Regions from separate parts of the Homo sapiens genome. Here region 1 is linked to region 2. The links are chromatin loops, found by intact Hi-C in ENCODE. Cell type or tissue: PC-3. All regions are shown on one strand. Links, peaks and the distances in the headings refer to the core of each region. The heading gives the core; the rest is flanking DNA.

Region 1 (5,382 bases), core at 325-5,324, 140 kb after region 2:
GTATCCAGGGAGTCTTATCAGTTCTGTAGGAATTTGGCAGAACAGTAAGGTTATAAGTTGTCCTTTTAATTCCCAGCCACCTCTGGCCTCTGCTTACCATGGCCCTGCCTTCTGACTTGCTGTTTGCTCAGCTCCTTAGTGCATGGGAAGAGCAGAAACATCAGGGGAAGAGCGCTGAGATCTGCTGTGCACCTGTGCCGCACAGCCCTTCCCATGTAGACATGTGTAGCTTTTGGGTTTGCCAGTGGATGGAACTTATCCGCATCAAGTAGCCTTCCACGGGGGTGGTGCTGATACGCACTCCCACCCACAGCCGATACAGCCTAATCACAAGTGGAACAATCAGAGTGGAAAGTAGCGGAAAGTAGCAGCCTCTGGTTTCCAAATGTGAGAGAGCCTCAGGGCTCAGTCCTCAAACCTGGTCTGTTTTTTGTTGATGCCTTCAAACCATCTCAAAACTGACACCTTCTCCAGCCTGGGCCTTTTCTTTGAACCTCAGGCTTGCATATCCCACTGTCTCTTAACTGCCTTCAGTGGGATGAACTCTTGATATTCTACCCCAACCTGCTTCTCCCACTGCCTTCCCATCTCCTTCCAGTTACTCAGGCCACAGTTGTTGACGTTGTCCTTGATGCCTCTTTTTCTCCTACACAATTCTGCTGGTCCACGGTGCCACCATCTCTTGGCTGGAGTTCATCAGTAACCTCCTGAGTAGTCTCTCTGCTTCTTCTCAGAATATCTCCTCCATGCAACAGCCAGCATGAACTGGTGAAAATGTAGTCCAGACCCTGTACCTCCTCTGATCAAAACCCTCCAGTGCCTCTCAGCTCACTCAGAGTAAGGACCTCAGACTTTATTGTGGCTCAAAGAACTTGTCACCCCCACCCTCTGACTTCATTTCCTGCTCCCCACCCCCTTTACTCAGTGCCAGGAACACCACCTCGATGGTGTTCCTCCAACACACCACACAGGAGCCCACCCCAGGACCTTGGTACCTTCTGTTCTTTCTGTCAGGAAGGCTCTTCCCCCAGTCACCACATTGCTTTCTATTTCCCTTTCTTCAGGCTTTTCCCCAAAAGTTACTGTCTCTGTGAGGTCTTTTTTGACTGACAAGCTTGAAAAAATGGTCACCAGACCACCACCCTAGCCCCCTTTTCTGCTTAACTTTTTAGCATCTATCACCATTTAATGGAAAATACTTCATTATAAATCTTTTATTTCCATGAGGATAGGTAATTATTTGTTGTTGGGGGTGTCTTTGTCAGCATCTAGTACAGTGCCTGGCAGATGGATGCTCAATAAATATTGATTTAATGGGTTATGAGGGTGTTAATATAAAATTAGCATTTATTCAGCAACTACTATGAGTCAGCCACTGGGCTAAGTGGCTTACATGTTAAGAACCTCACAGAAGGCCAGGTGTGGTGGCTCACGCCTGTAATCCCAGCACTTTGGGAGGCTGAAGCAGGCAGATCACCTGAGGTCAGGAGTTTGAGTCCAGGCTGGCCAACGTGGTGAAACCCCATCTCTACTAAAAATACAAAAATTAGCCAGTTGTGGTGGCAGGCGCCTGTAGTCCCAGCCACTCAGGAGGCTAAGGCAGGAGAATAGCTGGAACCCGGGAGGTGGAGATTGCAGTGAGCCAAGATTGCACCACTGCACTCCAGCCTGGGTGACAGAGTGAGACTCTGTCTCCAAAAAAAAAAGAAAAAGAAAAAGAACCTCACAGCAACCTAGTAGGTGAGCACTGTTACTCTTGTTTTACAGGTGAGAAAATTGAGCCCTAGAGAAATAAAGTAACTTGCTTCAGGTCTCATGGTTAAGGGGAACCTGGGCCCTAACAGTCCACTTCCTGTACCTTCAACCACGGCTCTACCGCCTCCGCTAGGAGATGGCCCGAGGACATTCCTTAGCTGGCTTCAGCTTGCTCTTTTTCCCCTGCGGTCCACCCCTGTCTCCTGCTTGGTCATCAGTGATTTCCATGCCATCCCATGTCATTGGACCAGTTGTGTGTTTTTAATAGGAGTTCTCATCTCACTTTCTCCACAGCTTTGCCAATTCTGCTCTCCCCCTCCTGTCTAAATACCTTCCTCCCTTGGCTTCCTGAACACCACTGTCTTCGGGTGCCATCATCCCTTTCTGGCCCCTCCTTCCTAAGTCTTCAGGTGTTCCCTTTCTACCTGCTTTCTACGCCTCTAAGTGTTGGAGTTCCTCATGGCTTAGTCTCTAGACCACTTTGCTTCTCCACTTAAGTGTTCTGCTAGATGATCTCATCCAAACTCACAGTGCCTTGATGGATCCATGACTCCTGCATCCATGTTTCTAGGCCAGACCTCTCATCATCTTCGGGCCTGTGTCTCCAGCTACCTACTCTGCACCTCCTTTGGGGTATCACAATGTCACCTGAACTCAGCACGTTCAAAGTCAAAGTTATAACAATCACCATCCCACCAAACCTCATCTACCCAAGAATTCCCCATCTCAGCCATTGGCATCATCTAGTTACCCAAGACAGATGCCTAAAAGTCCTCCTTGAAGCATTTCTGTCCCTCTTCCTCTGCATCTAATGTGTCACCAAGTCCTACTGATGCAATCTCCTCAGTGTCTTTCGAATGCACTCTCTCTCTTCCGGCCCACTATCACCATTCTAGTCCTAAAACCTACCTTCTTTCTAGGAGCCACAGCTTCTCTGGAGTTTTTACACCTCTTCCAACTGTTCCCATCACCCCGTTCTTTTCTTTGACAACATTTTTTACATATAAAAATAGGTATTTATGTGATTATATCATGAATGTCTTTTCTCCCCAACTAAGAAGCACTATGAGAGCAGGGAGCTTCCTGTTTCTCCCCGTTCAATCCTCAGCTCCTAGCAGCACAGTGCCTGGTGTATAGCAGATTCTCCATCAGTATTTGATTTGTTGAGTGAAAAACTTAGATGTATTAAATGACAAACTGAGATCAAGGGAGAATGAAGAATCAATCAGAAGCAGATAGAAAATTATGCTGTGTGGTATGGCAACATCATGAATGGACTGTTACCGATAATACACACTGAGTCATCAAAGAAACATTAACATGTATTCTCTATTTTAAAAGGGAGGTACATAAATATAGAACCAAATAAACAGATCTCAGGAACATTTCCATTCAGTAAGCAAAGTTTTAGAAGGGAAAGAGAAATTAAGTTCACATCATTTCCCAATAACACAGATGAATGTTTTCCATCCAATTCTGAGGACAAAGATAGCACCTCCTCGCCCATCCATGCCAACGGAGGCTGAGGTAGCACAGATAATTGAAATTACAGTGAAGAAGGAAAGGGGTTGATTGATTTGCATGCCATCTCTTTTCTTTAATAGTGGAGGAATTGCCAAAAAAGGCTAAAAATGGGCAACAGGAAAAGGGAGAAACAGTAAGAATCTTGGATAATCTTCCACTAGATAATTAAGACTTAACTGGGTCTGTTTTGATGTGTGCACATGTTTCTGTACATGGAGAAGGATGAACCCACAAATATTATAAATGCCAATTTCCGAAGGCTTTTGGAAAATGTAACCCATAGCATATGGTGTCAAATTAATTTGGGGTTTTACTTGTTTCAGTCTGATTTGGGCACATTGAATTATGAGATAATAGTTTGGCATCCATGTTTGCTGAGTGCTTGTTGTAAGTTTCTCAATTTCACAAAAATTCTCTGAGGTTAGAGGACGCGTCGTGACCCTCGTTTGGCAGGTGAGGAGGTAGCGGCACAGAGCCGATCCGTGGCTCGCCTGAGCTCCGGCAGGAACTCCTGGGCGGAGCTGCTGAGACCCAGGTCTGCAGACTGTCACTCTGGCTTCACTATTTCTGGCCTTCCTTTGAGCACTTTTCTTACTTTTGTTCTGTTTCATGCACTTAATGCACCTGTTTCATCATGCTGCCTGTCACAGTTAAAGGAATTTAAAACAGAATGGATCGTATTTGACAGTAAGGAGCTGTACAGCTGAATTCCATCAAGACAATGTGCTTGTAGCCCCAACGGCATTAAAACTTTCAAATGATGCTTTATCACAACTTCCTCTGGGCTGCACGTGACAAAGGGGTGCTTAACCAGGAGGGACATCTCTCTTTGCTTGTAGGGGCAGGTTGCTGTTTTTTGCCCACCTCTAAAATCTCCTTGGAGCACTCAGTTCTTCTTATCCTCCTTAAAGCCAACAACTATAAAATTTAATTTAATGTTGAACAGCTGTTTCTGTTGCGGTCCAGGTGAAATTTGAGGTATCAGCTAATTGTGCTAAAGTTCCCAAAAAGAAGTATTCAGAAGGTGTGGATCACCAATTACCTCTTGGCAGAGCTGTGAACTAATAACTAGTAGCAGTAGATAATGTACTCAGATGCCACATGAAATGCAAAAGATTCTATGCTTTATTCCATAAAGCATGGCTATAGGACATTGTCTACTATGTAACTAATATTTAAATATTTATAGATTTTTAAAAGATTTCTTCAACCTTCTTTTCTCACCCTGTTTCTAGATCTGATGCACAAAGGAAAATAATAATACAAAACCCATAACCTATTCATTGTATTGTTGCGGTAGATCGAGCTACATGCTGCACAGCAAAAGACCTTCTTTGCACTTCTTTCAAGCAGAATTATTGCTGTATATTCACTCTGAACTGAGAGGTGAGGATTGAACTGTGTAGTGCCTCAGAAAATATCAAGAGTTTTAAAACATTAGTTTTGAGAGATTGAAATACATAGAAACTTGGAATGTTTGAATGTCAGCCCAGACATTGGCAGGCTTCCATGCAGATTTCATTGTGAGTAAAATGTGTACTCAGTGGCTGGGTTCAAGCCCTTCATAGTTTATAAGCAAATGTCTCTGCTTCTTCTAGATCATTGCAAAAAAAAAAAAGAAGAAGAAGAAGAGAAGAAAAGAAAAAAGAAATAGGTTAAGCAAATTTTGTGGTGGTGCTTATGTGTGCACAGACATGCATGAGGCCTCCGCATCTTCCAAACTTGGAAAGCATATTTTAACAGCACAAATATATCTACATGTTTGATCTACATCAGAGCCTCTTTTTTTCCCTCTTCCTTGCATGCTTTTAAATTATATAGTTTAAATGTTTTAACTATTAAATCTGTTTGGTCTTCAAGCTGTAAACATCACACACAGCTAATAAGCTTTAGGAAAGAAAAGGAAATTGACATTTAGTATAGAGGTTCTACAAAACCAATGAAAACCATGCAAATGAGCTATGGAACAGAGAGATTTGCATATCCTCGTTGATTTCATGATGATATTCTCAGCATGAGCCTGGCAGCCTTGCCTTTTTACCTCTTGGGATGATGCATGTACTGGTGGTAGAGCCCTGCAGGGTCAATTTAACGAGTGTAACA
Region 2 (5,382 bases), core at 182-5,181:
CTCTCTCTCTCTAAAATGGGAGCCACAGAGCCACTGTCAGAATTGTATACATATAAACCTGAGAACATTGCCTGGCCTGGCACATAGTCAATGCTCAATAAACATTTCTTGCTACTGTATCTACTGTGTTCTGTTCCCCCTCTGTTCAACACCCTGTATTTTTTCCTGGTGGAGATTTTCCTGAGTACCTAAACAAATAAACATAGCCAAACAAAACAAGAATTCAGTGCTGATGCCGTGTGCTTTAGAAGCTGGGTCTGTGCTTGACTTGACTGACGGAGATGTGATACTCTGAGTGTGTCTGCAGATAAAGCCAAATTCAAAATTCAAGTGAAACGCCCTTGGACTTGGGAATGAATCGGCGGGTGGGGGGGGGGGGCTTTGACCAAGGTACTCAGTGACCCTGTGCTTCCAAGTTCTCCATCTGTAACATGAGTGGTTTGCTCTCAGAGGTTTCTTCCACCTCTAAAAATTACCATCATTTTGCAACCTTGATGCTTTAAGACTTTGAAGTCCCTGTGGAAAAGAACCTATGAAAAGCGGTCACTGTTTCTGTTTTCCCCGTGCATTTTAGTGGCTGCATAGAGTGTTTTTTGGTGTGTGTCTTCCATCTTGCTCAGGTGGAGCTAATGACCTCCTTCTCCAGGATAGACAATAAAACAAACCAAAACAAAAACACTCTGTTCATGCACAAAGGCAACCCTCTTCCAGATGCTTAACCCCTTAAATGAGTATTTCGATGACACAGAGGGATCATCACTTCACTTGCCACTGAAATACAGCCATCTCTGGAGTGAAATTTGGCAGCTGGGAAGTAGTCAAGCTGCAGTACTTATATGACAGTTTGGGGAAAAGGAGTGAGACAGAAATAGCAGATTCCAAAATAATCCCATTAAAACAGCAGGGAAAGTGGAATTGGGCAATAAGATGGGAGGATGGTTTGCCCCAAAGTCTGACTGTCCTGTTTAGACAATGCGGACTTCAGCCCCAGAAGCTCTAACTTGTGTCACTGCTGGAATATAGTGACCACAGTCAAGAATCCCCTACACACACCCCAAAAAGGGGGGCTTATCTAATGTCCCATTGATCTATCGTCTTGTGATTTTTTTTTTTTTCTCTTTTTCCTGCTACTCTAGTTATCAGGCTGTGCTGGCACATAAATGGATCTGTCTTTTTAAAGCTACCTCTTCCTTTTGCCCCCTGCATAAGATAGTGTTGTAGGTAAGCATGTTATAACATCAGAAAGTACTCAGCTGAGAAGGAGTGATGTTAAAGCACCCTTTGGGCTGGCTCTGGAAGGATGAACTGACTGACCAGAAAGGAAAACTCTTCTGTTTAATTCCAGGATCTTGGGAATAACAGTGACAGAGAAAGAAGATTCGAGAAGTAGATGTGGTTGAGTACAAATGTAGAACTCTTCAGATTTTCTGGAATGGGGTAGCCATTGTGATAAATATTAGGATATGAGCGTGGAAGTCGTAGTGGATAAATTTGAAAGCTACTCAGCAATATGTGCAGCAACAGTTTTTAAAAAGCAAAAGGAAGATTTGTCAACATAGTTAGAAATCCTCAGATCCTCAGATAATGGAACATCATATCTCTCAAAAGGAAGATTCCAGGGAATAAAGAAAGCAGATGATAAGGGAACCTGGGCATTTTAGTTTAACCAGAAAATAGAACGTTACCAAAAAATTTAGAGATTAAAGAGTCAGTTTCATTTAGAAGCACATAAAATGTTTATGTAATGAGCAGAATTTATAGAGTCTACTATTATAAAATAGAACCAAAAATGAATTCAAGAAAAATGTAATAAAATTAATGTAGTGGGAGAAAATGAAATACAATATCAGAAATTCTAGTTTTGAATCTCAGTTCTGCAACTTATCAGCTTTGTGACCTTAGGGAAATCACTCAAAATCTGAGGGTTTTTTCCGCATCTCTATAAAATAGAAATAATTATAATATCTGTCTCACAGGGGTATTGTGATGATCAAATGAGATAATGCATTGAAAATGTTTTGTAAATTGTAGAGCCCTCTACATATGCTATTTCTATAACTCTGCAATTTCTTATGGCATGGAGTGAGCTCTCAGAGACAGTAATCACATGTGGAAATAGCTTAGAGAAGCAGTCATATCAGAGGCAAAATCTATTGTATAAAAATTTAAAAATTCATATGAATTATTTTTTCTGCTTCTCATTTTTCTGGCTCAGAAATTCTTCTATGTTTACAGAATTTTTCCAAAAATATTCTGGTAAGCCCTGTAACAGAATTGTCCACTCTCTGTTAAGCGGTAAACCACATGATTTTTTTTCCTTTTTTTTTTTTTTTTTTGAGACAGAGTCTTGCTCTGTTGCCCAAGCTGGAGTGCAATGGCACGATCTCGGCTCACTGCAACCTCTGCCTCCCAGGTTCAAGCAATCCTTTTGCCTCAGCTTCCCAAGTAGCTGGGACTACAGGTGTGCGCCACTGCACCTGGCTAATTTTTGTATTTTTAGTAGAGATGGGGTTTCACTATGTTGGCTAGGCTGGTCTCGAACTCCTGGCCTCAGGTGATCCACCCTCCTCGGCCTCCCAAAGGGCTGGGATTGCAGGCATGAGCCACCGTGCCCGGCCAAACCACAAGATTTTATAGTAAATATTGCCTGTGAGTAAACCTTGAATAACAACATTAAAGCAGAAGACTGCTATCTTGTGTCATTTGATAATCCTAATTTAGGGAGGTCTGGGCAGAGAAAAGCGGGGTGTGTCTGTGGTCTGGGGACAAGAGTAATGTAAGTAGCATGCCACATGATGAAGACTGAAACGGAGACAGTGAAGCACGGTAAATCTTTACTGAGTGTGGGCTGGTGTGCTGAAGTTCCCTTTATGCATCAGCCCATCTGTCTCATTAGCTTCTCTCTTAATCACAGGCTCCATGAAGTGTCTACTTGTCTTTTTTTAGCTTTTTATGTCAATCTCCTATAAAAGCAAAAGGAAGTCAACTGGCCTTTATGCTGTTTGTGTATACTCCATGCATGCTCGGGGTGGGGCCAGCTGTATTTATAAATGCATGCTAACATGGGGGTTACTCTGTGTGCATAAGAGCTTATTTGTATGTGCATTCATGAATATGTGTACATTTGGGCAGATACACAAAGACACAACACATATGTGCCTCTGCTGTATGCTCTCTTACATGGAAAAGACACATTGACATTAATTAGAAAAGGTGATATGAAACAGTGAAAGTAAAATTCCTTTCGGCAGTATTTACTATTGTAATTAAAGTGCATGATGTAACATTATATGTGCAGGAGAATTTGCTTATTCATCCTTTAGAACAATAGTAGGAGTTACATATTAACAGGTTTAAGTGTCAATAAGTGTCTGAATACAGATTCTCTATTGTGTGCAGTTCTTGTAATAAGGCAGTGTATTTTCCTTGTGTCTTTGCTTGCTTGGAATTGAAAATGCTTTGGATGAAGAATGTTGCAGAGTGTAATTTGTGGCAGAAAATATGCCCCCACTGTTTGTTTATTATTCCTGAGGACATTTGCTGGGCTGAACTATCATATGTAGAAAAGAACAGCTTTGTTTGGAAAATACTGTAAGAGCAGTACAAGAAAATTGAATTAAGTAAAGAGACTTAGGGAGTCCATCTTTCTCTGATGATATTCCTTATTTGCTCTTCATTATTCCCTGTGAAGGAATAAAAACGATGAAATTGGATTTGAAGACTGGATTAAGACAAATGACTTTTCAGATTTTTTTTTTTTTACCTTAGCTGTTTCCAATTTTCCTAGAAAAGCACATAGTCACTATATAAAGAGTCTGAGTTTATTGCATTAAATCTTCCTAAATAGTGTGCCCTTGAGGTTTGATGTGGGGAATTAGTTTAGAAGATTCAGGGGCTTGGAGTACCTGCTAACTGTGTGATGGCGTGTGTCTCTAGAAATTTTATATGCCCATTGATTTTTATAGAGCAAGCAGTACAATAGAAGGGAAGCAGGATGCTGCTTGGTCTTAAGGAAGTCTTTCCTGCCTACCAATTGCCACACCCCTTTTTCTCCAGGTAGAGTTGACTATGTTTTCTTCTGGGCCATTGCTGTACTTGCCTAATACTTTTAATAAGGACTTGCAAATGTGCCTGTAGGTCTCTTCTAACTAGGCTGTAAACCACTCGGACAGAGGAATTGTTTTATTTCTTGTAACTCTAACACCTAACACAAGGCCCTCAAGATAACCTGTCAAATGAATGAACAGATGAGCTGAATACCCGCTGTGTGCCTGTTCTTGTCTTAAGACATGAGGGACAACCTGTAACACAGGACACAATGTGGCTGTGTCTGCTCTGAAATGGTAGAATATCTAGCTACAGCTTAGAATAACTGGGTAAGGAAATAAATGCTGGATTATAACCCAAAGAATAAAATATCCAACGAGTCCAATGAATAAATAAATAAGGGAAAAGGAATGACTCTTCCCTGCAGCAGAATTTCAGTTAATAAACAAACGAGGAAGGAAGCAGTATGAAAACATCATTAGAACTCATAGTAAGAATTGCCACGAGAAAGTCCCACCGATGGATGCATTAGATGGGCAGATGTGGATTAGATGGATTAGAATGAGCGGGCAAAAGTATATGCAGAAACAGGAAATTCGTAGAATTTTAAAATATCCCTACCCCAAACATTTAGTAATTACAAGGAGAAAAATAAAAGTTTACGGTGAAGAATCCTGGCAGACATCACCTTAACTGAGTGATCAAGGTTAATGTCACCAGTGATACATATTGACATCGTGTGTCCCACTGAGAAGGGCGTGTCATCTCTGATATCCTCCCTGAAAAGGCATAATCTCACTCTAATCAAGAAAAAAATAGCAAACTCAAATGGAAGGACATTCGAAAAAATAACTGACCCCTCCCCTTAAAATTGTCAAGGTCTTTAAGGATAAGGAAGGATTCAGGAACTGTCACAGATTAGCAGAAACTAAGAAATATGACCACATAAAATTCTAAGTATGATCCTGAAACAGGAAAAAAAAAAAAAAAGCCTGTTTGGTGCAAAAACTGGTGAAATCCTAATACACCCTACGGTTTGTTGAGTAGTCGTGACCCAGGTTAACTTTCTAGTTTTGATCGTGGTTCTATGGCTTTGTAAGCTGTTAATATAGGGGGAAACTGGGTGGAAGGTACAAGGGAGCTCTGTACTATTTTTGCCGCTTTCTGTAAATCTAAAATTATCTTCAAAAAAACCTAGTTGACACTTAGGTAGGCCGAGGTGGGCAGATCACTTGAGGTCAGGAGATCGAGACCAGACTGGCCAACATGGTGAAACCCCATCTCTACTGAAAATACAAAAATTAGGCCGGGTGCGGTGGCTCATGCCTGTAATCC

Evidence for each region. Hi-C counts contacts between places; a loop is a spot of excess contacts. Peaks named below come from ENCODE experiments on the same cell type or tissue, not always from the same donor. Only the 100,000 strongest peaks of a DNase experiment are listed, where the experiment ranks them.
Region 1: a loop joins it to region 2, with 3 times the contacts of the local background. A loop is called at or near these places in 1 of 110 quality-filtered maps.

Annotation. Positions count from the first base shown.
Region 1 is chr6:16,432,229-16,437,610 of GRCh38, reverse strand. All of the region lies in intron 6 of ATXN1 (ataxin 1), which reads left to right. Among named protein-coding and RNA genes, the nearest start is that of GMPR, 200 kb to the right of the region's middle. RefSeq lists an enhancer at 4,982-5,041. In PC-3, for the core only: no CTCF peak of the experiment used is centred there; no DNase peak of the experiment used is centred there.
Region 2 is chr6:16,574,478-16,579,859 of GRCh38, reverse strand. The region is part of intron 4 of ATXN1 (ataxin 1); the gene reads left to right. Among named protein-coding and RNA genes, the nearest start is that of ATXN1-AS1, 180 kb to the left of the region's middle. In PC-3, for the core only: no CTCF peak of the experiment used is centred there; a DNase peak (open chromatin) is centred at 2,729; H3K4me3 peaks cover 470 bases; H3K27ac peaks cover 587 bases.